Regions from separate parts of the Homo sapiens genome. Here region 2 is linked to region 1. The links are chromatin loops, found by intact Hi-C in ENCODE. Cell type or tissue: PC-3. All regions are shown on one strand. Each heading gives the region's core, and the rest is flanking DNA. Links, peaks and the distances in the headings are about the cores only. Region 1 overlaps FOXO3 (forkhead box O3). Region 2 overlaps FOXO3 (forkhead box O3).

Region 1 (15,691 bases), core at 2,609-10,608:
TACTTTAAAACTTAACTGTGACTGTCACTTCATTGAAGACTCTCCTAAATTCACAGAACGAGGCTGAGGTCAGACTCTGACACCCTGCTTCTCTCAAATTAACTGTCCCAGCTTCCCAAGAGTTGCTCTCTAATAACTTTCTTGGTTTAACTTCTTAGTGTTTCTCCAGACTGAATTCCTGGCTTGCTCACAGAAGAAGGTCATGTGATGCTGAATCTGAGCCGCCTTGTGTTAATGGAGCGGTCTGCTCAGTTGACAGGCAGTCTTGCTGGGGAGCTGCAGCAAGATGCTTCTCTGGCGGGCTGGGTGTTTCACACGTCATTCATTTTAGACCACGTGTAGAATTCTTTGACCCTTAGGTCTATCTGGAAAAGAAAAAATAGCCATACTTTTTTGGAGGGCTGGCTGCTGGGTCGTGAAGGGCACTGTGTTCTCTCAGGTGTTCATAAAGCTTGGTGCATGTGCTTACAGTTGGTGGCAGAGATGGTCATGAGCTGGTGTGGTGCTGCAAGCTCGAGCTTCCGGTAAGCCTTCTTGAGTTCGACATGTGTCCTCTCTGAGGGAAACCAGCTTCAGTCTCACCTTAATTTGATATCAAAGATGCCTGCATTCACAAACTTTCATTCATCTTCATCTTTTGACATTTGGAGACACCATTAGGGAGCAGCCCAATATTTAGTTTAAAGTACTTTACATAAAGACTGGGAAGCATCCACCAGCAAAAGCCCAGATGGAGAGGGGAGGGGTGGTTCACTTCTTGTCTCTGCCACATCACTCAATCTTGTAGAATATTAGGTTTCTCATTTGTCAAAAGAAGACAGCCTCATCAAGTTTTAAAGGTGCATAGTATGTATAATTTTAAACTTGAAGACCGGGCGCAGTGGCTCACGCTTGTAATCCCAGCACTTTGGGAGGCCGAGACGGGTGGATCATGAGGTCAGGAGATCGAGACGGTGAAACCCCGTCTCTACTAAAAATACAAAAAAATTAGCCGGGCGTGGTGGCGGGCGCCTGTAGTCCCAGCTACTCGGAGAGGCTGAGGCAGGAGAATGGCGTGAACCCAGGAGGCGGAGCTTGCAGTGAGCTGAGACTGCGCCACTGCACTGCAGCCTGGGTGACAGAGCAAGACTCCGTCTCAAAAAATAAAAAAAATAAAAACTAAATAAACTTGAACCCTAACATTTTGTCTGTGAAATGGACCTGGTGAAGTCTATGTTATGATACAGAGCTAGAAAGAAATAGTGGTGTACTAGTGTGGCATCAGCAGGCTGCAGTATTGGAAGCCATTTGGAATTTACGTGTAGGCTACTTCCCAAAAGGAGTAAATCTTTGATGCTTGTTTGACTGATGTTTGAATGCTGTGATTCTAGTATGTCTTTAAAATTTATGTTGGGGATAGGACTAATTCTAACCAAATACAGGTAATATAGACTGTATCGTGTTTTTTATTGATGTAGATATTTCTGTTTTAGGGAATGTAACATCTGATAAATATGAATCTGTTATGAATTACCTGGAGAATATATTCTGCTATTTGTACCTATGACTATAGTCTTCGGTTATAGTATGCTAGCCTGAAGAATTCTGCATCTTCAGGGATCTTTATTCTTACCTTTTAAAAAAAGCCGAAAGTCTGAACTGTCATTCAGGGAGAGAATGTTGGGATCTTTTTAGTGTCGATGAGCGCGAGAGAAAATTGATATGGCCATAAAAAGGGGTTTTCTTTGCAGAGGCTGGTACACTGGCTACATACGCTGTTTTTTCCTGGAAAGCAGTGACATTTAGCATGAAGGCTGCTCTTCCTGGGCCTGTTGGTTTTATAAAATGCACCTGTTTTCACCTCTGGCCAGCCTGCTAAGCATGGAGACAGAGCCTGAGTGGCTCCTCCTTCAAGCAGTTGTATTTATAAACAGCTTTCTGGAAGGTCTCTTCTGTCCAGAGAGCTCATGTAGAACACAAACAGGGTGAAAATCACCAGAATTACTATTTATAACTTAGAGTGTTCATAATGCTCAGCAGCATCTTGTAAACAACATTTTCTATCAGTAGAGTCTTCCCCCAGGGGCCACCTGTGCTTCTCACAGGCTTATCTTTCTATATGGAGATGGGAGAAGGGGGCTTTCTGGGATCCGCTTTGCCATTGCTGGAGAGATTGCCTCCTAGAGGTCCTCCTTGGTCTTGGGCCAAGTGGGAGAATGTTTGCTGACTGCTTTCTCTTCCCTGACTTGGAGACACATATTTACTGGACTTTCATCCCAAGATGGAGATTCTCCACCTTGCAGGAGACACCACCTGCTTCACCCTGGTTTTGTTGATGTGTTCATTGAATTTCAAAGTATTGCTTTCCCCAATCCTCCAAATTGTTTTGAAGTTTAAAGTTTCAGAAACTAAAATGAATTTAAAATGTGTTTTGCAAATTAGTATTTAGAGGTCCTGTAAGTCAATGTTTCTCAAAATGTTTCTCGGAATACTAGATCCTCAAGATAGTCATAGATCCTCAAGATAGTGAAATGGAAAATGGATTCTGTGGTCAAATAAGTTTAAGAAATACCATGTTAAACAAAGAGAAATTGCATTATTTCCAAGAGAACTTCTCAGAGCCTTAAAGGTTAATACACATTATGAACTTTTTAGGGTAGGATATGTTATGCAGTGTTTCCTAAATGTGTTTGATATCTTGAATCAAATCCTTTTTCTTCAAGAAACCATAGCACCAGTGTTCTAAGGAACCCCCTTAAGAAATGCTGTCCTAGAGTTTTGCTGAAAGGAGTCAGCACCCCCTTGGAGACAGGGCTTCTTTGCCCTTCTCCTCCCTTTCTTGCTGAGTTTTTTGTATGACCTTGTCATATATCTAGTGTTTCTCAGCCATATCCATGCATGGGCTAGCTGCCCGGCAAAGTGGTAGGCCCGTGTTGGTAGAAGTGCTCAAGAAAGGCCTGAAATCATTAAGCACAGTTCATCTGTTGAGTACCTGCTGGGCACAGGGGATAGAAGTGGGTAAAAAGGGTCCCTCCCTTAAAGAATGCGTGGCCTAGTGGAGAAAGTGGTGGCAGTGGCGATGACAGTTTGTCGTAGAGCCAAAGACTGCCTTCCTCACAAGGTTGGAGCAGAGGTGCATGTGGTGTGGCAGCCTGATGTGCCTGGTTTTCTGGGACACCCCTGCATTCAGGGGTTCTGTTCCATTATCACATGGTCTATTCCACAAAAACACAGACCCTAAGACTTGAGGAGCTCCATACTAACAGGTCAGAGTTCAGGCTGAATCCAGATGCTGGTTTCTTTTAAAAGCTCTGCAGAGCACTTTATGTTTGATTTCTAGAGCTGGTGAGTTCATCACGGTTGGACATGAGCCGCCCACTTCAGCACACTGTCCCTGGGGCTCAGCTCTGAGGGAGCTGTGGATTAAAAAAGCCTCCCCTGCAGCCCACTCCAAGTTAAGTGAGATCCTGTGGGATGGCAGAGGAGCTGTGGGACTTGCAGCAGAAGGCTGCCTTTTTCATGGCTGTGTGTCCTGCAGTCAAGTCCCTCATCTCTCAGTTTCAGTTTGCTTATTTATAAAATGAGGTTAAAATTAAAACTTGCCTCACAGAGCTCCTAGAAGGACTACCTCTGATATGGGCTAATGTCTTTTGACACCTTTTTAAACATGTTATTTAATGTTTATTGTGATTTAAAACAGCTCCAGAGGTTAATAGTGGAAGCCAGAAGCAGCCACGCCAGTCTTAAACTATGGGCAGAAAGAGTGACTGTTTTCCTCAGTGAACTAGATTCCCCTGGGTTTTTCATTAAAAAGGGATCACAGTTACCTGTTGGTGTGAGAACTTTTATTTCCAGAGTCAATGTCCCTTAGAAGTTCTGCCTGCCAGTTTGGGGGTGCTCATTAAAGGGGCTGTTAAACGAAACTAATGCTACAAATGGTGTTGAGGAGAGCTGTTTGTGGTATCCAAAGTGCTCCATTAGCATCTTTAAAGGATCGCCTGAGAAGTCCCAGCTGTCTGGCTTCAGCTCTGCTTAGCATGGGTACCCATCGGTGTCCACAGGGGCTAGCAGCAAGTCCTGCTGAAGGAGATGCCCCACCCTGCTCTTTTCAGCTGCCTTAGAGCCTCAAGCCTGAGCCTCTCCTGCTGTTGGGAGGAACCTGGCAATGCCATCTTTGTCTTCCCAATGCCGGTCATCCCAAGCCACTCAGAGAGATAAAGAGCCATTGCAGTCCCTCTTAGGGCTGTCTTGGAGCAGAAAGACTGGCACATGATAGCATGGTGTTGGCAGTAGTCTGGCCTTGGGTCTCCCCAGAGCTGGTGGTTTATCGCTTATTAGTTACTGTGATACAATTTGAGGTTCAGAAAAGACAGTCACTGTACCCTTAACATCTCTTCGAATTCTAAGTTGAGTGAAAACCCAGAAAAAAAATAGGCTGTTCTTCTCTAAGCGCTTCTAAATAAGCAGCAGCCAGGCCAGGGACTAAAATACATCGCCCTGTAGAGCCACTGGACACTGGGATGCAGGTCTTTTGTGTCTTTCCTGCTCAGTAATAGATGTGGACCTTAGTTTGTAATTTTAGGTCGGCTTTGTTTTTTAATAACCTATTTTTTGCTAAAATCCATGGCATTCGTTTATTAAAGAATAGTATCACTTAGTCACGAAGTCTCAGAGGGTAATTCCAGTGTTTCTGAAGGCTAAAACTGTAATTGACAGTCTTGGTTTGATTGAAGGTTTGGATGTCAGTACGTCTCCTCTCTCTCCCTCCCTCTCCCTCTCCCTGTCTCTTCCTCTCTCATCCTCTTTCTTCTTCTTTCTCTCCGTCTCCCTTCCCTCTTCTTTTCCTGCTTTGTCTCTGATGCAAGAAGTCTGAGCCATAAGGTTGTGGGATTTTTTTGTTTCCTTTTTTTTTAAATGTGTTTCTGTTTGTGTGGAGTGTTTGACTTGATTCTTCAGGGGAAATCAGTGACTAAGAAGAGAAGGCCAGAGGTAGAAGTCCAAGAATTCTGAGGTCGAAATTTTCAGTTAATTTCCAGTAGGCCTTCATTTCTGTATATGCCACTGTAATTAATTGGGGCTTTCATTGGTCATTTGTATGTTCAAAAAAGATCAGACAGCAATACCGCCCAACGTAGTTATAAGTAATCAGAAAGTGTCTTGACTGATAGACCTGTTGGAAGGTGACCCTAATGTTTACCTGAAAATGCTGCCTGCCCACCGAGTAACAAAAGCCAAAGCACTCCCTGCCCCACTCGTCAGGTTCTACTCAGACTGCCCTGCTGGCTGGAGTGGGGTGCCCCATGGGAGGCAGCCCCAGCCGGCACTTACACCAAGGTGCAGGTGCAGGCCAAGCTGTAAGAAGAGGGCCACCGGGGCCACACACGCAGATTCCCCTCACTACCGGAATCTGCACACCTGGCCAGGGCACTCCTTTGTCTCCCTCAGTTGTGGAGCCACCCTGGAGTTCCTCTCAGTTCCTCTGTGGCACTGGTGTGATGGTTGTTACATGGCCACCATCTGTGTCACCTGTGTGTCCTGGTCATACCTTACAGGTGGTTTGGACTATTTGTAGAACTCAACTAGCTGATTCTGTGTTTTCAGTTTCAGAATCACTTGGAAAAATTAGATTGTCTCTCAGAATCCTGTGTATCTAAAGCAGGAAAAGAGCGCTTTAGAGATCCTCCCTTCAGTATTTGGTAGCTAAACCCTGAGATGGACTGGCAATTACACCTGCATTTCCACCCACCCTCCAGGGATCTAGGGCATCCCAGCCTGCACACTCCTATCATTCATCCCTGCCCCGCCCCCCACATACACACACCCCAGTAAATGCAGTGAAGAGTCATACAGGATAGGGTCACACCCAGCAAACATAAACATTGTGATATGCAGGTCATGTTTGATGACTGAACATTTCCTCCTGTACTACAATTCCCTATTGTTTTTAAAAGGTGAATCACTTTATTGACAGCAGCTTGAAACTTAGAGTAGCAAGACTCTTAATTTGGGGGCTGGTGGTAAGGATATCTATGGTGGGATGTACAGAAAGGATAGGAGAAGATAAACCTTTTATTAAATACTTGAGAATTAGTTGAATGTTAAAATCGTGCCTTGTATTGATTTCATCTGTAAGAAATAGGAGTTTTAGAAATTGAATGATTGGAAACCATCCTTTTCACATAAAGTACTGCAAATCCTAGGTCATATCCCACCAGGCAGTAGGTTCTGCCTGGACTCAGACTAACTCTTGGCAAATATGAGTAGGTCATGGAAGCAGTTGCAATGAAAGGATGCTGAGTGTTTGAGTTGGCAAAGAGGAAGAGAGGGTTCTTCCAGGAGGATGGTTCTTTGATTGATTCAGCCAACATTTATAGTGCATCCATTTAGTACTTTCAACTTACCAGGTTCCTTGGGACATCAAGAAAACTGTTGTTTCTTTCACTGGAATATGTGCTGCACGAGGGAAGATACCAGACAGTGCTCTTAAAGTAGTAGGTGCTCCATAAGTGTTTGATTTGATTTGAAGACTTTGCTTAGCTTTCAAGGAGTTCAACATGTTAGGAGCTCAAAGTCCCTGAAAAAGTTGCCATTTCAGGCACATTATGATTAGATACTAGGTGAGTGACTTAAGAATTGAGTCAAGGATAGCGTAGGGAAGGTGGGGCTGCAGGAGCCATCTGAACATGTAGGTGATTTGCTGGGTGGTAAGAAGAGCCGTCCAGGCAAAGTGTCTTTGAACCTGACCCATCGGACAAGCGGAGGGTTTGTTCCCAGAAGCAGTAGTGGGCCTTAAAGCATGGATGAGGACAGTGGAACCTGATCCCACAGGCCTTTACCAGCTAAGGGTTTTGGATATTATAATAAAGTTAAATAACCATGAATTCAGAGAGGATCCAGACACCCTTTAAAGGCTTTTTGCCTAAAAACTGGGCCTTTAAAAAGAACATAATCTAAAAGTGTACATACTATTATACGTGGTTTGCAAATCTGAGAATCTTAAGAAAATACTAAATCTCTGCAACTTTGCTATTGACAGTAAATCAATACCTGTCATATTTCTGCCACATTAGTATTCATAGTCGACTCTGGATATGTGAAAAATATTGGTTAACATAATCCCTGCCTCAACATAAAGTCAGAGATAGGGATTTATCTGTCCCTATCTCTGATAGGGATAGATCAGATAGTTTAAGATAGGGCATTCTTAAACTTATTTTAGCCATTAATAATCGCTAAATTTAAGCAACAGAAAAGCTGGTGCCTCCCAGCAGGTGGCCCCCAGCCCTTTGTCCCTCAGCTATGAAGTATGAGGATGGCTACCTCTCTCCCTGTGTCTCCCTTGGGTTTTATCAGCACAGCACAAAGGCTGGCTGGAAGGGCAGTCCACTCCAGGTCTAGGCTCTGAGGTGTCCTGGAGGCGAAGACTCTGGAGGACCTTGTCACCAGCCTTCCCAGACTGGTTCACCTGCTGCCTTGACCAAGCCCAGGAATTACTGGGAGGCAGTGCAAGGCAGCCTTTACACAAGTCAAGCTTGTGTTTTACACCCTGTCTTCCTGGAGTCCATGTGAGACTTCCTTGTCAGATTGCATTAATATCAATTCCTTATCTCTCCTAAGTGTTCCATATTTAGTCCCCAGCTTGCTCTAGGGGTTGAAAGTTTGGCTAAAATTATCTTTCTTTTTAAAGAGTGAGGAAAGTGGTGTTTCACTTTATTTTTGCTTGTGGGGCAAACTTTCCTCAAATCATCTAGTTCTGTCTAACTAGGAAAACAGTTGATAACCTTCATGGATTTGTGAATGTGAAGGTTTCAACTTATGATCTCTTTTTCCTTCCATGTCCTATTTAGTATTAGGGTCCTGTTCTGTTCTTCTCTGCCCAGAAGATAAAAACACTACTGAAAAATGTTTCACAGTGGATTAAGTTGTGGGAGGACAGCAGTAGGAACATTTATGTTTTATTCCCAGATTAAAGTTGATTGGGGTTGTTATGTTTTGTGTAGTTTTTGGAGGCATTTCCCTTTCTTAGAGTATCATGTGATTTATGGTGATAATTAGGCAGAAACTTGTCTTCCCTACAGATGCCAAGATTATAGAGGGACTTGCTCTCACCAGAGACCAGATGACAGCATCCGTAGATATTTTTAGAATGGACCTCATCATTTATTTGGTCTCCCCATTTCATTTTCTTTGTATCAGCAATTGATTTCAAACTTGTTTATTGGGCAGGGAGGGGAGAGAGGGCGTCTTCCCTTATTAATGAAAGTCACTGATGGGACAGAACAGCATCTTTGTATTTATTGTTAATTGGCATATTGCCTAGTACTTGCAGAGTAAACTACAATTCCATCAGCTGTAGCTTCATTTTCTTTTCAAAAGTTTTGCTTAATCTGATGTGTTTTCTTACAGCATTTTAAAATTTTATTTATTTATTTTGAGACCGGGTTATGAGACTAGTTTTTGTATTTTTGGTAGGGACGGGGTTTTGCCATGTTGCCCAGGGTGGTCTCCAACTCCTGGTCTCAAGGGACCGCCCCCCTCAGCCTCCCAAAGTGCTGAGACTACAGGCATGAGCCGCCATGCCTGGCCCCTTAATCCGATGTGTTTTTAAACTAGAAGAGCATCGACACATACACATAAATCTCACGGTTAACTAAATAACCGTATAACTAAAATGTCATACTTTAAACTATTTAAGAATGACATGAGCTTTCTTAAAACCCATGAAACTTGTACCCAAGCTAAGTATCATTGACTTTCCCAGCTCAGTAGCTGGGTTTCATCACTTAATATGCTCCCTCTACTCTTTCTGTCCTTGATTGAATCAGATAAGCATGTACAAACATTGAGCCACAGGAGAGCCATTAAAAATCTAAGACAGATGAGCTGCTGCTTTCCTTTTGATTATTTTTATTACCCCAGTTTTCATTGTAAATGGTGATTCTGGTGTTCCTCTGAGAAGGTTAATTGTATTTCTGTTCAACATTTATCTTCTATATTTTCAGTGTTTTACAATCTGTTTTCCTTCTGTCACAGAGGAAACCAAAGGCCTTTCTGTTCTCTGGAGTGGGAGTTTCTGTATTAAATTTGTCCTCTGCAAGAGTTGCCTCTATACCTGGGCCAAATCCTCTACCAATTCAGCCTATAAGCACCAAGGTGGTTTCCTGAGCAGGCCTCCCTGGGAGGGCATTGCCTGGGGGACCTCAGCGGAAGCTGTAGAACATAGCTTCACAGGTGACCCCAACCCCAATCTGCAGAAAGGGAAAGTGGTGATTCACACATCTCGTTTTTAATAATGGAGTTCTCTGAAGATTGGGGCCTTTTGATGAAGGAATGGATATTAAGCCTGGGGACTGTGGTTGGTTAGTGCTTTAGACTGTCCCACATGGGCCTCCTACTCCTGGCTTTGGGGTGATGGCCTGTTCTGCTCAAAATTGTGCTCTGTTAGGGGCTCATGGGTGTCCTCTGTCCTCTTTCCTGCTGTGTTGGCCCAGCCCACATTGGAGCAAGCCACACTCCCTGTCTCTGTACTTGGGGAATGAAGTGTGTCACCTTCCCATTATGCACTGGCTTCTGTGGCTGCATAATTAATACCCAAGGGAACTGGAGAGAGATCTGAATTAGGTAGTACTTTACAGCTTCTCCCTCGGCGCTTACAGTAAGTCAGGATGGGGACTTGGGGATGGGAGTCCCCTGATGACTGATCACATAGTGATGTTGGATGGTGGTTTATTAAGTGTTATTGTGAGGGGAAAAAACCAAATCCTCTTCCAGAGGACTGTGCCTGTGAAACGCTATCTAATCATTCATACTTTGCAGGGCAAGGTAGAGTAGTTAGAATAGCACTGACTTTAGCAAGCTACGGTCTTCACAGATGCTGAGATCTAGTATTTACTTCAGCTTTTACTCCCTCTAGAATCAACAAGCCATTATTTTATAGTCCAAGGTAATATTATCTAGTAGCTTTACAAAGCAAAGAATGCCCCAAAAAACCATCAGCCAGGGAAACTAAAACCTAGGGATAGACAGGAAGAAGAAAGAGGCTTCTTTTTATACTTTATTGTCCCTACCTCCAGTAAAACAACCTAAATTCTTCAATTTGGAGCTTTAACAAGGATAAGTAAATATGACCATGGGCATGTAACATTGTAAATACTAAGTCCTGCTGTGTTTGCAAACATTGAGAGTGAAAGGTAAGATTGCCAGCAAGTGCAGAGTCACAGAAGAGATTGAAGTTACAGTACACTCATGAGAATTCCTGATGACCCTACGGTACAACCTCTAAAGGTGGGAGAAGCAGATGTATATAATGTGATTTTGTGTGTGAGTTTTTTGATGCTTTTTTCATTACTTATTTACCTTGTCTGGAGAGAAAAGCACGAGTTCATGTTGTTTCACTACCACTTTTCTATCCATTTCTTGGCCTAGAGCCGTTTCTTTACTACCATAACTGCCAACACTATCTCCATAAACAAAGAATCTTATGTCTGGAGGTCTGTCATGTCACGTCCTTTTGCTATTAAGACAGCTCTATGAATATACTTTTTTTTTTTTTTTTAATCCCTTAACTTTTCTGGGCCCAGTGGTCACATGACATCTGATAAGACTTGTATAAATTCAGATGCTCTAAGAGCACCTTTTTTGTGCCTTTCCATTGAAGACAAAATAATAATTGGAGGCAGAATAATAATAATGTTGTTGATTGTTAATGGGGTGTTTTATGGGGGATTTCTTGTCCATATATGTGTTATGTAATTTTTTTTCTCCAAATTTGTAATACAAAAATCAAATTCCTAAGCCAGGTGCATTGGCGTGCCTGTAGTCCTAGCTACTCAGGAGGCTGAGACGGAAGGATCTCTTGAGCCCAGGAGTTCAAGTCCAGCCTGGGCAACATAGCAAGACCCCATTTCTTAAATTCTTTTTTTTTTTTTTTTTTTTTTGAGACGGAGTCTCGCTGTCGCTCAGGCTGGAGTGCAGTGGTGCGATCTTGGCTCACTGCAAGCTCTGCCTCTCAGGTTCACGCCATTCTCCTGCCTCAGCCTCCCGAGTAGCTGGGACTACAGGTGCCCGCCACCGCGCCCGGCTAATTTTTTGTATTTTTAGTAGAGACGGGGTTTCACCATGTTAGCCAGGATGGTCTCGATCTCCTGACCTCGTGATCTGCCCTCCTCAGCCTTCGAAAGTGCTGGGATTACAGGCGTGAGCCACTGCGCCCGGCCCATTTCTTAAATTCTTAAGATGGCCCGCTTAGTAATTACTTACTCTTTTTATGGTGGGGAATAGGGGAGTCAAGATTACCCACACCCAGCACTGCAGACTTATTAAGGCCTTTATAGAAAGTGGCCATTTCATCTCCACTGGTGTTGGGGTATTCGTGGAAAAGGGTGGTAAGCAATTCAGTTAGTCCACATAGCCAGTAGGGAAGAACCAGAAAAGTATAACTCATCTACTTAGGATGAGCGGCTCTCCTTGTTTTAGCATGGAAAGTCCCATGTCCTAGGAAATCCCTCAGTCCGGAAGTCTAGAACAGAATCTTATCTGCACCTTGAACATCTAACTAAAAAGGACCCACCAAAACACCCCTAATATGGCTTTCTTTATCTCCCAAAGTGAATGATCCCATTCCCTTTGGGCTTTTCAACTTCAGAGCATTTTGTAATAAGGACAACATGAGAAATAAGGTAAGTAATCTTTGTGCTTTGTCCTTAGGATTTCAGACCTTTGAAACTGGTGTAGCAGAGCAGCTTTGCTGTGCTAGCCCTGGGCTCTGAGGTGGGTGAGGGAGATGGAAGGCCTTGACAGGTGGCCCTCAGGTGCCCACTATTGCTGTTGCAGTGCCCTTAATGATCTCTGGTTTTCTTTTCTCCTCCTTTAGACCCTCAAACTGACACAAGACCTACAGAGAAAACCCTTTGCCAAATCTGCTCTCAGCAAGTGGACAGTGATACCGTTTACAGCTTAACACCTTTGTGAATCCCACGCCATTTTCCTAACCCAGCAGAGACTGTTAATGGCCCCTTACCCTGGGTGAAGCACTTACCCTTGGAACAGAACTCTAAAAAGTATGCAAAATCTTCCTTGTACAGGGTGGTGAGCCGCCTGCCAGTGGAGGACAGCACCCCTCAGCACCACCCACCCTCATTCAGAGCACACCGTGAGCCCCCGTCGGCCATTCTGTGGTGTTTTAATATTGCGATGGTTTATGGGACGTTTTAAGTGTTGTTCTTGTGTTTGTTTTCCTTTGACTTTCTGAGTTTTTCACATGCATTAACTTGCGGTATTTTTCTGTTAAAATGTTAACCGTCCTTCCCCTAGCAAATTTAAAAACAGAAAGAAAATGTTGTACCAGTTACCATTCCGGGTTCGAGCATCACAAGCTTTTGAGCGCATGGAACTCCATAAACTAACAAATTACATAAACTAAAGGGGGATTTTCTTTCTTCTTTTGTTTGGTAGAAAATTATCCTTTTCTAAAAACTGAACAATGGCACAATTGTTTGCTATGTGCACCCGTCCAGGACAGAACCGTGCATAGGCAAAAGGAGTGGAGCACAGCGTCCGGCCCAGTGTGTTTCCGGTTCTGAGTCAGGGTGATCTGTGGACGGGACCCCAGCACCAAGTCTACGGGTGCCAGATCAGTAGGGCCTGTGATTTCCTGTCAGTGTCCTCAGCTAATGTGAACAGTGTTGGTCTGCTGGTTAGAAACTAGAATATTGATATTTTCAGGAAAGAAATCAGCTCAGCTCTCCACTCATTGCCAAATGTCACTAAAGGGTTTAGTTTTAAGGAGAAAGAAAAGGAAAAAAAAAAAAAACAAAAAAGTCCTGTTTTGCTTTGCAGAACAAATGAACTTACAGGTGAGCATTAAGCTTGCAGTGAGAAATGTGCGAAGAGTAAAAACCCAAGTCAATGCTGAGGCAGTTCTAACTTCACTGTTTTCCTAAATACACATCCTTGATTATTTTCAGCCTTGCTATATAATCTGATCTGCTAGAAGTGTATGAGTGAGAGGCAATAGCATACAAACTGATTTTTTAAATATAAGCTTAGGTTGTAATTGTACAAGTGACTCAATGGAAGTACAAAATAGGGCAGTTTTAACTTTTTTTTCTGCTTCTATGGATTTCATTTTGTTGTGTTTTCAAAAAGTTATGGTGCTGTATAGGTGCTTTCTGTTTAACCTGGAAAGTGTGATTATATTCGTTACCTTCTTTGGTAGACGGAATAGTTGGGACCACCTTTGGTACATAAGAAATTGGTATAACGATGCTCTGATTAGCACAGTATATGCATACTTCTCCAAAGTGATATATGAAGACTCTTTTCTTTGCATAAAAAGCATTAGGCATATAAATGTATAAATATATTTTATCATGTACAGTACAAAAATGGAACCTTATGCATGGGCCTTAGGAATACAGGCTAGTATTTCAGCACAGACTTCCCTGCTTGAGTTCTTGCTGATGCTTGCACCGTGACAGTGGGCACCAACACAGACGTGCCACCCAACCCCCTGCACACACCACCGGCCACCAGGGGCCCCCTTGTGCGCCTTGGCTTTATAACTCCTCTGGGGGTGATATTGGTGGTGATCACAGCTCCTAGCATAATGAGAGTTCCATTTGGTATTGTCACACGTCTCCTGCCTCGCTTGGGTTGCCATGTTTGAGCGATGGCCCTGTTGATTTCACCCTGCCTTTTACTGAATCTGTAAATTGTTGTGCAATTGTGGTTATAGTAGACTGTAGCACATTGCCTTTTCTAAACTGCTACATGTTTATAATCTTCATTTTTAAAGTATGTGTAATTTTTTTAAGTATGTATTCTATTCATATGGTCTGCTTGTCAGTGAGCCAGACTTGCTTACTATATTCCTTTATAATAATGCTAGCCACTTCCTGGATTCTTTAGTAATGTGCTGTATGCAAGAACTTTCCAGTAGCAGTGAAGGAGGGTTGCCTCTCCAAGCTTCCTAAGGGATGCTGCCCTGTGTGGGGATGCATTGCAGAGGCACTAGTAGCATGGGGGCTAGAGTGGGGAGCGAGATGTAAAAGGGTGGGGGGATAGGAGAATTCCAGAGTGCTTCCAGCATTAGGGTCCTGAGAACTTCTGAGTTCAGAGAAACATGCAAAGTGACTAACAAAATAGCTACTTACCTTTGCAGTTTTACAGACCCTGGGAGCTGCTTTGGGAGTGAGAAAGGCAACCCTCCAATGTGTTTCAACTTTAAAATGTTGAATTCTTTTCAGACATGGTATCTCATTTATTCTCCTTTTCTAGCGTTTGTTGAATTTCAGGCAGAATGTCTTACAGAATGTCCTAGAACCAGATTATCATTTAATCTGAAACAGCTGAGGAAGGGACAGAGAAGGTACAAGGGCAAGGCAGCACAAAACAGATCAGGAGAATGAAGAGGGAATGCTTTGGTTTTTTGTTTTGTTTTGTTTTTTCTTTTTCAAGTAACTAAAACAGCATCTACATGTAGAGTGTTGTGGAGAGCTGAGACCAGGGTAAAGTCAAGTGCAGCATCAGTACTGCGAGACCCACCAGCCCCTGGAGAGGGTCAGCCGAGAATCTGGTAGTGAAGCCTGTCTAGGGTCCCGGCACCCTCACCCTCAGCCACCTGCAGAGAGGCCAGGGCCCCAGAGACTAGCCTGGTTCTGAAGTGGGCAGGGGTGCTGCCAGAGCCCTCTGCCCCTTATGTTGAGACCCTGCTTTCAGGACAGGCCAGCCGTTGGCCACCATGTCACATTCTGAGTGAGTGTCACAGGTCCCTAACAATAATTTTCTGATCTGGAGCATATCAGCAGAATGCTTAGCCTCAAGGGGCCTGGCAGCTGTAATGTTTGATTTATGATGAGAACTATCCGAGGCCACCCTTGGCCTCTAAATAAGCTGCTCTAGGGAGCCGCCTACTTTTTGATGAGAAATTAGAAGAGTACCTAATGTTGAAAACATGACATGCGCTCTTGGGATCTGCTGTTCTCTCCAGGGCTCCAGAACCTGATACCTGTTACCAAAGCTAGGAAAGAGCTTTATCACAAGCCTTCACTGTCCTGGCATGAGAACTGGCTGCCAGGCTCAGTGTACCCCATTAACTGTGAATGAATCTGAGCTTGGTTTCCTTTATTGCTTCCTCTGCAATATGATTGCTGAAACACATTTTAAAAATTCAGAAGCTTGTCACTCCTGTTAATGGGAGGATCAGTCACACATGTGTAGTACAAGGCGGACTTTGTGTTTGTTTTTGGTGTTAATTTTTAGCATTGTGTGTGTTGCTTCCCCACCCTGAGGAGAGGACACCATGGCTTACTACTCAGGACAAGTATGCCCCGCTCAGGGTGTGATTTCAGGTGGCTTCCAAACTTGTACGCAGTTTAAAGATGGTGGGGACAGACTTTGCCTCTACCTAGTGAACCCCACTTAAAGAATAAGGAGCATTTGAATCTCTTGGAAAAGGCCATGAAGAATAAAGCAGTCAAAAAGAAGTCCTCCATGTTGGTGCCAAGGACTTGCGAGGGGAAATAAAAATGTTATCCAGCCTGACCAACATGGAGAAACCCCGTCTCCATTAAAAATACAAAATTAGCCTGGCATGGTGGCGCATGCCTGTAATCCCAGCTACTCTGGAGGCTGAGGCAGGAGAATCGCTTGAACCCAGGAGGCGGAGGTCGCAGTGAGCCGAGATCATGCCAGTGCACTCCAGCCTGGGTAA
Region 2 (15,691 bases), core at 4,992-12,991, 65 kb before region 1:
TTTTATGTCATTAAATAATCATCAATGACTTCAAACATCTTATTTTTAAATAATTGTAGAAGTTGTGGGAAATAATGCAGAGACATCCCATGTACCATTATCTAGTTCCCCTTGTGTTAATATATTGCAAAACTGTAGTTCACACAACCAGGATATACTGACATTGATACTGTCAAGATACAGAACATTTCTTATCACTGCAAGGATCCTTCCTATTGTCTTTTTTTTTTCTGACGGAGTCTTGCTCTGTCCGCCAGGCTGGAGTGCAGTGGCGCAATCTCAGCTCACTGCAAGCTCCGCCTCTGGGGTTCACTCCATTCTCCTGCCTCAGCCTCCCCAGTAGGTGGGACTACAGGCACCTGCCACCATGCCCGGCTAATTTTTTTTTTTGCATTTTTAGTAGAGACGGGGTTTCACTGTGTTAGCCGGGATGGTCTCGATCTCCTGACCTTGTGATCCACCCACCTCGGCCTCCCAAGGTGTCCTAGTGCTTTTTAAAACATTTTATTTTTATTATTTTATTTTTGAGACAGAGTCTTGCTCTGTTGCCTAGGCTGGAGTGCAATGGCACAATCTCGGCTCACTGCAGCCTCCGCCTCCTGGTTTCAAGTGATTCTCCTGCCTCACCCTCCCGAGTAGCTGGGATTACAGGCGCCCACCACCTTGCCCGGCTAATTTTTGTATTTTTAGTAGAGACGGAGTTTCACCATGTTGGCCAGGCTGGTCTTAAACTCCCGATCTCAGGTGATCCACCTGCCTTGGCCTCCCAAAGGGCTGGGATTAGAGGGGTGAGCCACCGCACCCAGCCCCCCTTCTATTGCTGTCTTATAGCAACAGCTACCTCCTTTCCCCTGCCTAACTTGACCCCTGGCAACCATTAATCTGCTCTTCATTTTTATAATTTTGTCATTTCAAGAATGTTACATAAGTGATCATGTTATATCATACAGTATATGGATTTTTGGGATTGACTTTTTCCATTAAGCCTGATTTCCTGGATCCAAGTTGTTACACATCTCAGTAGTGTGTTCCTGTTTGTTACTCAGTAGTGTTCCACTGTATGGCTAGGTTACATTTTATTTATTCACTCATCACTCAATGGACATTTGGGTTGTTTTCAGTTTGGGGCTATTTTGAATAAAGCCTTGTGCTATGAATATTAATTTACAGGTTTTTATGTGAACGTAAATTTTCATTTTTCTGGGATAAATGCCCAATGACTTCATTTTAATGATGGCAAAATATTTCATTGTATGAAATAAATATTTCATTAATTTAGCTGATTTCTTCTAAATGGGTTGTTAAGGGTTTTTCCCCCTAGTTTTTCTGCTGTTATAAATATCACTGATGAAAATATTTTAGGTAAATCTTAATGTATATCTACTTTTATTTCTAGAAGTGGAATTGATGTCTGAGAGCATACAGAATTTTAAAGCTTTGCTTTTTCTAGTCACTCTTTTTTTTCTTTCCTAAAATCTTCCTAAACTCCTACCATCAATGTATGAAAGTGCCCATTCTCATACCCTTGCCAACACAGAGCATTATTACTTTAAAAAATCTTTGTAAATTTCTGCCATACGCCTGTAGCAGCATAACCTAAAGCTTCACTGTAAGTTTTCCAATCCCACTTGGCCTAAGAAGATCTTTCAGAGTAACAGAGATGCCACCAAGATCTTGTTTTTTGCGTGAAGTTTGGGACTCTGCAGCTTCATAGAACCTCAGAGGATTTGGTCTAGAATGGGGTAAAGAATTACAGGAAATCACTGAGTTTTTGTATGTTGCTGCTGTCTGTTATTTGTCCCTCATATTTATCCAGAAGGAGGCAAGTGTGCTGTCATAAGCAATAGCATTAAAACCAAACCAAAAAAAAAAACCTTTTATTATTAACAAAGGTTATTTTTTTATAATAGATGTGGATAACTTTTTATAAAGGCCGATTAATATAAGCAATATAGATGATTGTGTACATGTGTCTTTCTGTGTGTTTTGTATTATAGGAACCTATTTTGAAGCTCTTAGAGCTGAGAGTTAAGTGGTCTTTTAATGGAACTGCTAAGACAAGGTAGAGTAGGAGATACTTTTCTTCCCTCTTTATGCTGAAGTGTTTTAGTGTTTCTGTCTGTGACTAGGCAGTAACTTTGAAAGGAATAAGATAGGGTTAATAACATATCTACTAAAACTTGGAAAATATACTATATTTTCTGAGATAAAAATCTTTGGATTGAAAATTACTTTCTGGTGGAATATGGCAAACTGACATTCATTCAATGTAAGACTTTTTTTCCCTCACTTTTTGTGTTTTCATCTGTAGTTTTTTTTTTTCTTTTTTACCTGTGGTACCATTTTTAAGGTGAATCAGGCCAGTTTCAGCAAAAAATGGTTGTACTGTTCATCACTTCAGTAGAAGGTAGGATGACTTCGATGAGGTTGTGCTCAGTAACTTCTCTGGTGCTGAATTAGTGTCCTGTGACAAAGAAGGATCCCATTCTTACAAATAAATGAATAAAGGAGACTAGCAGAATCTGGCATTTCTCTTTTTAAAAGTTTATAATCAATTATTCATTCAGTCATTCAAGTACCTTCTACATGTTTGCAGCTAAAGACTAATGAGTGTAATTAAACAAGTGGATCAAGTAAAGCATCAGCCATGAAAACTTTTCACTTTCTCGGGGATGATAAAGGACCCTCCTTTTTTTCCTTGTCATATTTTCCAGTTTATCATGATTCTTATGGTATTGGTGATTTTAACTTTAAGTGTCTAGAAAATTTACGCACATTTTGGCCTAGGAAAGAAAATACAGTATTGAAGAACAAGTTGAGGATCTCCAGGTATTAAATATAACCTGATTTCCAGAGGAACTTGATATAAAGAGGATAGGACTCTGCTAATGGGGAGAGGAGGGAATCATTGTTGGGGTTTTGGGTAGAGCATCTTCTTTGAACTAATCCTGGACAGCCTTTCCCAAACTGAGGGTGTGCCATCATTTCCTTGAGGGCAGTAGAAGGCCCTGAGAATCTATCTGACAGCATTATTGAAGCTCAAGAGTTTAGTTCTATTTTTTAAATAAAAATTTCCCAGCATGGTACATTAGACAATTTTTTTTTATTTAAAAAGAAGTATTTTTGTAATGATCTTGGAAATATCTATAGGTCCAGGAATTCCTAGAATAATTTTTTTACTATGAAATTGCCTAGGAATGGTGACTTAAGCTACTCTGAAATAATATGGTATTGAGGATGATCACATCCTGCAAACAACTGCAGCCTCAGACTACTTTGACTAAAAGGATTCTAATGTGAGTGGTTGGAAGGAAAGGAGGCAGCATCAGGCACAATTTATTGAAGAGGTCAGAAGTAGCTAGAGGAGAAACCAACTTTTTACTCTTAAATAATCAAGATTTTTATGTAGATATTTTAGGAAAGATATGGTCATTAAAATTTGGAATTATGGTGAATGAAATAAGTAATAAAGAAAAACTGGAAAACGACAGTACGCACTGTTAATACATTTCTTGGTGACTAAATGAGGTGAAAGTCATTGGGTTCCTTTGCCCTCTTCAGTGGCAGGTTAAGTTTTTATGGCTTATTATACCTTTGGATGATTGTGTAGAAGAACTTCCTGATATATTTTTTTTCTTTTCGAATTTAAAGGTAATTTAACAGCGACGTGCCTTTGCCTGAAATGAGTAGAAATGTTATATGACTTATTAGTATGTAATATTACTTCTGACACTGACATTTGTGAACAAGGAATAATCAGTTTGCTTTCTTGTTCATTATTATGTTTTAACAAGAAATAAGTGTTACAGTGTTAGAGTCTCTACTAGAACTGAATTTGAACAACAACCAGTGAATGCAGCCAAAGAAAACAGCCAGTTTGGATGTTTCAGGCCCCCTCAACTTTTTGAAGGTTGGGTTTTTTTTTTCCTTGTTGCTTTTTGCTTTTCAGTTTGTTTGGTTTGGACCCTTTTTTAAGTATTTGAAGGATTGTCTAAGCTTAAGTTTATCCTTATGGAGATGCCTTCACGTGGGGCATCTGAATGTCATGAGTTTGGTGATTCTAAGCCTTCCCGTTTTGTGACTTGGCTCACTTATGGAGTGTAAAGGCCCTATAAGAAGAGAGAAAAAGGTATTTGAAGTCAAATGTTTCTGTTTTGCAAATTTACTTTATACTGTTCCACCACAGGATGTGGCCTCTTGGCTTTATTAATTTTTATTTTTAAGCTTAAGATGTTGCTTAGGCCAAAATAAACTTTTTAGTTGAGATAAATGAAGTTCATAGTCACACTCTTTATCATGGGTATCCTTATATCTAATACTAACTTTTCTTTTTTTTTCCCTGAGACGGAGTCTCATTCTGTCACCCAGGCTGGAGTGCAGTGGCACAATCTCAGCTCACTGCAACCTCCGCCTCCCAGGTTCAAGCAGTTTTTCTGCCTCAGCCTCCCGAGTAACTGGAACTACAGACGCCCACCACCACACCTGGATAATTTTTGTATGTTTAGTAGAGATGGGGTTTCACCATATTGGCCAGGCTGGTCTCGAACTCCTGACCTTGTGATCTGCCTGCCTTGACCTCCCAAAGTGCTGGGATTACAGGTGTGAGCCACCGCGCCCAGTCCTACTATTTTTTTTCATTTTATTTTTGCGATTTTGAAAACTATTAATAATTTCTGAGCATTCACTATGTGTCTGACACTACTGTGTCTTTTACATACAGTATTTCTAATCTATACCTTGGAAGTTGCTCATTTCTCAGAAAAAGAAACAGGCCTAGATCAATTAAAAGCTTGCCTCAAATGACACTTCTGGTAAATAAAGAGTGGGATTACAGGTCTGATTTCAGAAATGGTTCAGGGATGATTAGAATTATCCTAGAAGGGAAAGATTTGTTTGTTTTGTTTTGTGTTAGCACAGGGAATATCAAGATGTTTCTTGTTTTGATTACCTGCTTAGATAAAGCAAGGGAACAGGCCAGGAGGCTGAACAGTTCTGAGAGGGAGGCATGGAAATGCAGCATGAGGCAAATTCGCATGTAGGACAGCAAATTAGATGAAAATTAGGTTGAAGGGAGAAGTCACAAGATCCAATTATTTTGTTCAATGTAGTGCTTTCAAATCACTCAAAAGACCAAAAAAAGTTTTATTTTGTCATGTGAGCATGTGATCCTGGATAGTTAATTGCTTTGCAAATTGTCATTGGTAAAATGCTTTGGAGGTTTTTATGTAAGAGTTACAAGTAAATTAAAATAGTTTGTGCCACAAAGAAACTTTGGTGCGAAACAGAACAATTATAATTTAAAAGAGGTGGGGCAGTATGAGAAAGCAACTAATTTGGTATTAAAGGTTTGAAGACTGGAATTCTGTACAGTATGCTGGGAGACTCATCAGAACCTCTTCCCTGTTGTAAATAATGTTCTTGTCAGTTAATGCCTAATTGCTGCTCTTGCCTAGAAATCCAGAAGCTTTGGAGATAAGGAGGTCTCTCTGAATCCAGTTCCACAGTATATCAGCCCCTTTGTTCACCCCATAGACTGTACCCTTCCCAAGGGCGGTTTGTTGGCAAGTCTGTCTGGTAGGGCGGTGTTTTCTGCATAGTAATCAGGCCTCTGCAATTGTGATATTCCTCCCCTTCCCCCTAAACTCTTTGGGTTCTTGACACACATGGCAATGCCACTGGTATAACAGAAAGTCAGAAGGAGAAAAAGAGAAAATGTCTTCTCGAGTTCCAAGTGTCTGCACAGCCTTGCCAGACTATGATTAAGGCTTATCTACAGGAGACTGCATGAAAAACTTTCTTCTTCTCTTCCCAGGAAGCAAGCAGCCTTGTGAACAAGCAGGTTCAGAAAGCCAGGAACTGACAAACTTTTCTAGTCCTTTTGCCAGCCTGTTCTGCTTTTACCAAGAGTTTAGTGACAGGACTACCTGTTTTCAATAGTTAAAATGTATATTTTGATCACCTTTAGCACATGCTACCTTGCACAGCTCTTTTTAAAGCCTTATGTATTCTAGCTATTTGACCACTGTTGTGTGTGATTTTCATTTTTGATGCCTGATGTGACAGGAGGGGGTGAGGATGGGGGTCCCATAAAGATGCAGAGTAAGTTGAAGAAGACAATGCTTGTCCTGCCACCAGATGTCTCTTGTTTTTATTTTTGTTTTTGTTTTGTTATGTGTAAAAACAAATGAACCCTTGGGATATTAGGATATTTCGGAGCAAGGTGTTGTCACTGTTTCTCAGACTTGGGGAATTTAGAACTCATAGACTTTTTAATTATTAACTTGTATGTTTTGTCTTTCATACCTGAAAGGTCGTACTTAGGAGATGAAAGAATTTTTATCCCAAATTGAAATGTCTTAGAAGAATAATATTTCAGCTGGGCGCAGTGGCTCAAGCCTGTAATCCCAGCACTTTGGAAGGCCAAGGAGGGCAGATCACTTGAGCTCAGGAGTTCAAGACCAGCCTGGGCAACATGGCAAAGCCCCATCTCTACTAAAACAAAAATTAGCTGGGTGTGGTGGCGTGCACCTTTGGATCGCAGCTACTTGGGAGGCTGAGGCAGGAGAATTGCTTGAACCTGGGAGGCGGAGGTTGCAGTGAGCTGAGATCCTGCCACTGCACTCCAGCCTGGGTGACAGAGCGAGACTATCTCAAAAAAAAAAAAAAAAAAGAAGAAGGAGTTTCTGTACTCCCTTCAGAAACTTGCTTCACTGATATTTTCTTTTCTGATCCTGGAAAGGTTACATGTTTTGAAAATGGAATTGTAAAATGTGCTTGTTTCTAACCCTGTTTTTCTTGCTCTGTTTAGATGTCTAGATGATTATGGATACATTCTTTTCAGTCTCTAAAGTCTGAGGGAGTCCCTGTATCCTAATTTTTCTGCCAGCTGACATGTAGTAGAATATAAGCATCCTTCTGCCTTTAGGGACTTGCAGATTATATTCTTTGGATGGCTTACTTCAGATGCTAAGGACAAAATTTATTCATTCACTCAATAAATATTTATTGATGCTTACTGTGTGCCAGCTCCTGTTAGAGGGTTGGGGAATAAATACATCAGTGAACAAAAGATAAAATCCCCCTGCCTAAAGGAGATCCCATCCTAATAGAAATGTATGTTCTTTAACAGTAGATTATTATCCTGGAAGAACTAATCTTTATAATTACCAGATTCTTACTTCAGAGCAGTGGCATTTGGGGAGTTGGTGGCAGGTCTAACCTTCAGTCCTGCCCTATTTACTGCCATTTCCAAGGACCTTGGGATCATATAATGGTAGAGTTGAAAGACAGGTGGAAATTCTAGTCCAGTTCCCTCATTTTATTCATCAGAAGTAATGTGCAAATTCATATGCATACTCCCAGTGGGCCTTAAGATCACCTCAAGTTTCTCTCTGTTTCAAACTGAAGTGTCTGTTCTATACTCAGAATCATCTTTAGAACACTTGAGTGAGATCTCTAGTTCAGCCCTTTGAAAAACTGATGCTTGGATAAATTAAGTGACGCTCTCACTTTATTTAAAGATGATTGAGAATTGGCTATCACTGGCCTATTTTCTGGTCTTACAAGTAGTTCTGCCAAAGAGGCTAATTTCTAACTGGGAATTGTCTTTTGTCCCCAGAGGGAAATGGAACATGAACTGGATTGGAGGCACAGTCCTAAAGAGAGGGATACTCAGAGAACTTTGCAGAACTTTTTGGGTTAAAAAAAACAACTACTCTTTTCTGGTGCTACTGCAGTTTTTCTATCAAAAACAAAATCCAGGAACAAAAATACTCTGGCAGAAACCAGGAAACCAAATATCAGAAACCAAAGAGCCAACTCTATGGTTTCTGAACAGAGTGTACCATTTAGGATCCTGTTTAGCTACCTTTGGGTTTATTGGAAAACTACTCCATTGTGGTTACAAGTGGAAAACAATTTAAAGGCTCTTCTTTGGCTTTGGTACTTTTACAGGGTTTCACATTTCTAATAGTAAACGCTTCAGAAAGTTTGAAGAAATATCCTATTCTCAGAGAGAGGGTAGGGGAAAGCTTAACTTTATTTTTCTCTATCCCTCCCCTCCCAGAGTCCAGAAAACGGGCCCTAAATTCCCAGGACAGATTTGTTTCAACCTCAGGACAGTTGCTTAAGCAGTTAATGCTCAGCAGTATAGAACTTGTTTCCTTTTGTTAACGCTGAGGTTGCTACGGTACTTGGCCAGCTGTGGAGGTTTGTGAGCTGGACCTCAAGCTATTAAGAATAGCTTTGGTTGGTTTCGCCTTAATCCAAATGAACAGTTACCAGAGGACATGATGTAGAAGAGGTTATCGGAGGTTAGTTCTTAAAGGTCTTTAAGATCAGCCTGTTGTAATTCACATTCAGTAAAGCTATGGTTTATAACTGGTAAGCTGAGTAAATGGATTATCTCTAAGCCTTACTATTTTTAACCTTACTCCCCAAATAAATGGTGAATTGTCACGTCACTTCCAAAAGGTTTTATTTCAGTGAGTGTTTAGAGACTAGACAGATTTCACTTTGTTCCTGGAGAAGTCATGGTTGTGGTGACTGAGGGCATTGTCTGCTATTGTGGGAGAGGCACCAAGATGTTACACACTTGGTTGCTGATGGGCCTGGGTTCTAGGCCAGGTTTAGATGTTTAGTATCTGAGTCACCTAGAGCAAAGTTGTAAAGCTGTGCTCTTGATCTCTTTAGCTTTAAAATCAGCCAAAATACGATTTGGCCTATTAGCTTTCCAGGTGGTGATGAAAAGACACTATTGAGGTTGCAGGTGGTATTGTTAAGAAGGGAAGCAGGAAGACTGAGCATCAGATAGGCCTGTGAGTTTGTTTCTCGCTGCATCTCTCTTTGTATATAACGCTGTGGATCGCTTTTAAGGCTAAGGTATTTGTGTTTCTGGGTTAGCCACTTGTGCCAACAAAGCGACCTCTCTTTAACTGGAAAGCAGTTTGGTGTTCTCACTCATTTCTTCAGGACATATCATTACAGGTCTTTGAGTTGTAGTTAGGACTTTACACGTATGAATATGCTGCTAACACGCCTGGAGGACTTAACTGTTGACAACAGGGCTCCTTTTGCCTAGACTAGAGTTTTTTCATTAAATTCAGGAGATGTGCCTGTTGAATTTTTTTTAAATGTACACATACATGCACACATATGTACATTTTTGAAAAGAAAACAGTTGGGGGAAACCTGTCACCACTCCTCTTATCTGAGTTCCTTGCAGATTTGGCCATATATGCATGCATTGTTTGCTTGGCTGCAGTAAGAGATTTTTTTTGCACTTTGCTTTGTTTCCCCTTCCCCTCCCCATATACAGGCTTTACAATGGCTATTTAAAATCGTTGCTTTAATAGGACAAGGGTTGAATGGATTTATAATTTATTTAATTATTTCCTCACTGGAGAGCCCTTGATTTTTTTCCTCTTTATTTTAATATTCTTCAATATTATAGGTATTGTTTTTGTAATTTTAAAATAAAAGGACTGAGTCTAAGAGTCCTGTAAATTGCTTAGATTCTGTTAATAACTGGACTCCTTATCAGGAACTCAGAGTAAACTGGCCACAGGAAAATTTGCCTCACAAGAAACTCAATAGAATTAAAAGGAGAGGATTCAGTGTTCTTAAGTACAAGTGAAAGTCATGGGACTGGACCGCTTAGCTTCATGGGCTGAGCCTCTTCACCTTTGTGCTCTAAGAGGAAAAAACAGTGGAGCTTTCTGAGTTTTGTGTGTGCCCCTGTGTTTTGGTTTTTAAGAGAGAGAACGCATTCATACTCTGTTGTCTTTGCAAGTAGATAGAAGTGATAGGACAGGGACTGGGTGAAGTCTGAGGCATTTAAATACAGTGTAAAACAGTGCAGAGAGCAGCCCTCCCCATTTTCCTATCGCCCACACCTTTTGTTCCTTTTCCTCCCTCCACATCTTGTAACCCAGAAAGGATAAAAACTCTTTTCCTATAATCCTGCTGTTTTTGTGGCATTTGGATAATTTTACAGTGACATAAAATTGCCTCCCTGTTTTGAAACTGGTGATTTATTTTGAAAATTACCTGTGGAAAACAATCGTAGTTATTGAGTTGTAATTTGAAAACACTGAAATTTACCAATTTAAGTATAAAATTTGAGTTTTAGTGAATGTGTACAGTTGTATAACACCACAATTACGATAAAACATTTCAAACATTTCATCGCCACAAAAAATTCCCTCATGGCTTATTTTCATCAGTCCCTCTCCCTCCCCCTACCCACCCACAACTGCTGAGCTACTTTTTGCCTTTTCTAGAATTTCGTATAAATGTAGAGTCATTACTGTATGTAGCCCTTTGTGTTAGCATCTTTCACTTAGTAGAGTGCATTTGAGATTCATCCATGCCTTTTGTCAGTGGCTCATTCTTTTAATTGCTGAGAAGTATGCCATTGTTGTATGGATATTCTGTTATAGAAATATACCGGAATATTTTATCCATTCACCAGGGGATAGACATTTGGGTTGTTTCCAGTTTTTTACAGTTATGAATAAAACTGCTATTAATATCTATGTTCAGGACTTTTGGGGATGTATTTATTCATGTATTTGTGATAAATGCCTAGGAGTAGGACTGCTGGGTGGTAAGTGCAGTGTATGTTTAACTTTATAAGAAACTGCCAAACTGTTTTCCAGAGTGAATGTACTGTTTTGCATTTCTGCCAGCAATGTATGAGAGTTCTAGTTGTTTCACCTCCTCTCCAACACATGTAATTGCCAGTATTTTTACTTTTCTCCATTGTATAATGTAGTGGTAGATACCTCATTGTAATTTTAATTTGCATTTGCTTAATGATTAATAATGTTATGCATCTTTTCATGTGCTTATTTGTAAATTGTATATCTTCTTTGGTGACGTGTCTATTGAAATCTTTTGCCTTTTTTTTTTTTTTAAAGGATTGTATTCACACCATTTAGTTAGGAATTTCTTATGTATTCTGAATACATGTCTTTTATCAGAAATAAGTATTGCCAGTACTTTTTCTTGTTTGTGGATTGCTTATTCATTTTGTTAACAGTGTCCTAACAACTAAAGAGCTAAGTTTTAGCTCTTAAATTTAAGACTTTGATCCATTTGGAGATAATTTTAATATTTTGTATGAGTCTGGATTCATTTATCCATTGAACTTCCTTGACACCTTCGTGTATTTCTAGACCCTCTGTTCTATTGATTGCATGTTTTCTTTCTTATACTAATACTACATTGGTCTTTATTACTGTAGCTTTATTTTGTCAGGTAGTATAACTCTTCCAATTTAGTTCTTTTTCAAAATCATTTGTACTGTTCTAGATCTAGTCATCTTTAATTTCTCTCAGCAGTGTTTATATGTTTTAAAATACAATTCTTACATACTGTTTGTGAAATTTATCCCCAAGAGCTTCATCTTTTGATACTATTGTAAATGATATTTTAAAAATTAGTTTCCATTTGTTTAGTATGTAAAAATATAATTAATTGGGTTTTGTGTATTGACCTTAATGTTGTAACTGCTAAACTCATGTATTAGTTGTAATACCCTTTTTGTAGAGTTCTTAGGATTTTTTTACATTGATGATCATGTCTATAAATAGAGTTTTCTGGCCAGGCGCGGTGGCTCATGCCTGTAATCCCAGGACTTTGGGAGGCTGAGGTGGGCAGATCACCTGAGGTAAGGAGTTTGAGACCAGCCTGGCCAAGATGGTGAAACCCCATCTCTACTAGAAATACAAAAATTAGCTGGGCGTGGTGGTGGGCACCTGTAATCCCGGCTACTCAGGAGGCTGTGGCAGAAGAATTGCTTGAACCCGGGAGGCAGAGGTTGCAGTGAGCCAAGATTGTGCCATTGCACTCCAGCCTGGGTGACAATAGCGAAACTCTGTCTCAAAAAAAAAATAAAAAAAAAATTTTTTTTCTTCCTTTCTAATATATACTGTATACACTTTATTTCTTTTTCTTGCCTTATTTCACTGGCCAGGACCTCCAATACATTGTTGAATAGCAGTGGTGAAAGCAGAGATCCTTACCATTTTTCTCATCTTAAGGGGAAAGCATTCAGTCTTTCACTGTTAAGTATCATGTTAGGTGTAAGTTTGTCACATATTTCCTTTATCAGGCTGAGGTAGTTTTCTCTATTCCTATGTGTTGAGTAGTTTTTGTTTTTTAAATTATGAGTGGATATTGAATTTTGTCAGATGCTTTTTCCTCACCTGTTGAGAAGATCAGATGGTTTTTCTTTTTCAGTCTTTTAATATGATGAAATACATTGACTGATTTGCAATGTTAAACCAACCTTACATTCCTGGGATAAATCCCACCTGGTCTTGATATGTTACCATGAGATTCAAGTAGCTAAAATTTTGTTAAGGATTTTTGTGTCTGTCTTCATGAGGAATATTGATCTATACATTTCTTATAATATCTTTGCCTGTTTTTGGTACCAGGGTAATGGTGGTCTTATAACATGAGTTGGAAAGTGTTCCCTGTTCTGCTCTGGTAGCACTGTAGTATCTCTTCCTTAAATGTTTGGTAGAATTCAACGGCAGTTAAGCCATCAGAGCCTGGAGTTTTTTTGTGTGTGAGGAAATGTTTAACTGCTAATTCAATTTATTTCATAGATACAATGCTGTTGGCTTGTCTGTTTCTTCTTGAATGAGTTTTGGTAGTCTGTGTCTTTTAAGGAATTTGCCCATTTTATTTAAGTTGTCTAATTTATGGGCATAAAGTCATTTATAATGTTCTCTTATTATCCTTTTAATAGATATATCATCTGTAGTGATTTCATTTTCATTCCTGATGTTGATAATTTGTCTTAACTCCCTTTCCCCCTCATTCCTTATCTGTTTAGTGCCTTGCAATTTCATTGATCTTTTAAACGAATTAACATTTGCTTCCACTGACTTTTCCCCCGTTACTTTTATGTTTTTACTTCCATTGATTTTTTTTTTCTCTTTTAATCTTTTATTTCTTTTCTTCTGCATGTTGTGGGTTTAATTTGCTCTTTTTCTGGCATCTTAAGGTGAAACCTTAGATCATTTACTTGAGACCTTCCTTCCTAATATAAATGTTGAAAGCTATACATTCCTTGCTACAACTGCTATAGATGCATCCAGTGAAGTTTGTTTTTGCATTCAATTCAAAATTGTTTCTATTTTACCTGTAATTACTTTGGTCTGCAGTTTGTTTAGAAGTTAATTTTTAAATTTCCAAGTATTTGGAGGATTTTCTGGATATTTTTCTATTACTGTTTTCTAACTAAATTCTTTTGTGGTTGGAGAATCTGTTTTGTGTTGTTTTAAATTTGTTGAGACTTGTTTTATGAGCCAAGAATATTGTCTATCTTATTGAATGTTTTCCATGTACTTAAAAAGAATGTGTTTTCTGCTGTTTTGGGTGATTTGTTCTATAAATGTGAATTAGGTCAAGTTAGTCAAGTTCATTTTCTCACTACATGTTCTATCAATTACTGTGAAAGGAATGTTGAAATATCCAGCTGTAATTGTGGATTTGTCTACTTCAATTCTATTAGATTTTGCTTCATGTTTTTAACAAACTTTAATTGAAAAATAATAATTGTATACTGCTTTATGTATTTTGAAAATCTATTATTAGGCAGATTAACATTTAAGGTTGTTATATCCTCCTGATACATTGACTCTTCTATTATGAATTGTCTCTCTTCATCCTTGGCAGTATTTGTTGTTGAAATCTGTTCATTAATAACTGTTAATAATATAGTTACTCCAGCTTTCTTTTGACTACTGTTTGTATGGCAGATCTTTTTTCCTTGTACTTCTAATCTATCTGTGTCTTTATATTTAAAGTGGATTCCATGCAGATAGCAAATTGTTGGGTGTTTTTTAATCCAATCTGACAATCTCTGGCTTTTATTTGGAGGGTTTTTTGTTGATGTTTTGGTTTTTTTTTGTTTTTTATTTTTTGCGTTTTTTTCAAAGACCATTTTGTTTAATGTAATTATATTTGGGTTTAAATCTGTTATCTTGCTATTAGTTTTCTATTTGTCCCATTTGTTCTTTGTGTCCTATTCCCCCTTTTCTTGCCTTCTCTTGAGTTAGGTGGTTTTGTTTGGTTTTAATGAACCCGTGTTATCTCCACTCTTGGCTTATTAGGTACATCTCTTTGTTATTTTTTAATGGTTGCGCTAGGATTTACACATCTTTAACTGATGATAGTCAATCTTCTGCCACTTTACATGGAGTATAAAATCCTTGAAACAATATACAGCCACTTCTCCCTTATTATTCTTAGTGCTATTTTCTTCTACATGTATGTTATAAGCCCCAGAATATATTGTTATTTTTGCCTTAGATAGTCATTATCTTTTAAAGAGATTGAAGATAAGAAAATATTGTCTATATTTACTCATATATTGATCATTCCCCGCTCTTCATTCCTTTAAGTTCAGATGCCCATCTGGTATCATTTTCTCTCTGCTTGATGAAACTACTTTTTAAAATATCTCTTTGAATGTACCACTGCTGGCATTGATTCTCATTTTTGTTTGCCTGAAAGAGTCTTTATTTTATCTTCGTTTTTGAAAGACACTTTTAATAGGTATAAATTTCTAGATTGGTAGCTTTTTCCCTCTCTTAGTAAGGATGTTCCTCCATTGTCTCACATAGTCTCTGAAAAGTGATTTGCTCATTCTATATTTCTCTTAATGTCTTTTTTCTTCTGCCGCTTTTAAGTATTTTTTTTTTGTATCACTGGTTTTTATTATTGTGATGTGCCCTCTTTAATTACATCTGTTCTTTTTGGAGTTTGTTGAGTTTTTCTTGGATCTGAGTGTTTATAGTTTTTTATAAAAAAAATTTAAAATCCAGCCATTATTTCTTCAGATTTTTTTTCCATCCTCTCCCTCTTTCCTCTTCTTTTATGATCTCAATTACACATATGTTAGACAATTTAGTATTGTCCCCATAGATCACTGGATACTCTCAATTTCATTTTCAGTCTTTCCCTGTGCTTCATTTGGGTTAGTTGGTTAGTTGCTGTTGTTGTGTCTTATAATTTACTGATCTTTCTGCAATGTTTAATTTGCTGTTAATCCCATCCAGTGTATTTTTAAATTTATTTTTCTTTACTAGAAGTACCACTGGGTTTATTTCTTTTGTATCTTCCAATTTCCTGCCTTTTTTCCCTCTACCTTCTTACTACATAGAGTATATTTATAATTTTTTTTTTTCCTTTGAGAATGAGTCTCACTCTGTCACCCAGGCTGGAGTGCAATGGCGCAATCTTGGCTCATTGCAACCTCTGTCTCCCCAGTTCAAGCGATTCTCCCACCTCAGCCTCTTGAGTAGCTGGGACTACAGGTATGTGCCATCACGCCCAACTAAGGTTTTTTTTTTTTTTTTTTTTTTTTTTGAGATAGAGTCTCATTCTGTCGCCCAGGCTTGAGTGCAGTGGCGCAGTCTCGGCTCACTGCAAGCTCCGCCTCGTGGGTTCACACCATTCTCCTACCTCAGCCTCCCGAGTAGCTGGGACTACAGGCACCCACCACCACGCCTGGCTAATTTTTTTATTTTTTAGAGACGGGGTTTCACCATGTTAGCCAAGATGGTCTCGATCTCCTGACCTTGTGATCCACCCGCCTCTGCCTCCCAAAAGTGCTGGGATTACAGGCGTGAGCCACCACACCCGGCCAATGTTTGTATTTTTTAGTAGAAAT

The links. Peaks named below come from ENCODE experiments on the same cell type or tissue, not always from the same donor. Only the 100,000 strongest peaks of a DNase experiment are listed, where the experiment ranks them.
Region 2: a loop joins it to region 1, with 2.3 times the contacts of the local background. A loop is called at or near these places in 2 of 110 quality-filtered maps.

What each region holds. Positions count from the first base shown.
Region 1 is chr6:108,667,976-108,683,666 of GRCh38, forward strand. FOXO3 (forkhead box O3) reads left to right here. Exons shown (of 3, transcript NM_001455.4): 3 at 11,852-15,691. Among named protein-coding and RNA genes, the nearest start is that of LINC00222, 76 kb to the right of the region's middle. RefSeq lists a silencer at 5,671-5,965. In PC-3, for the core only: no CTCF peak of the experiment used is centred there; a DNase peak (open chromatin) is centred at 5,836; H3K27ac peaks cover 2,811 bases.
Region 2 is chr6:108,600,796-108,616,486 of GRCh38, forward strand. The region is part of intron 1 of FOXO3 (forkhead box O3); the gene reads left to right. Among named protein-coding and RNA genes, the nearest start is that of FOXO3, 48 kb to the left of the region's middle. In PC-3, for the core only: no CTCF peak of the experiment used is centred there; a DNase peak (open chromatin) is centred at 8,596; H3K27ac peaks cover 2,078 bases.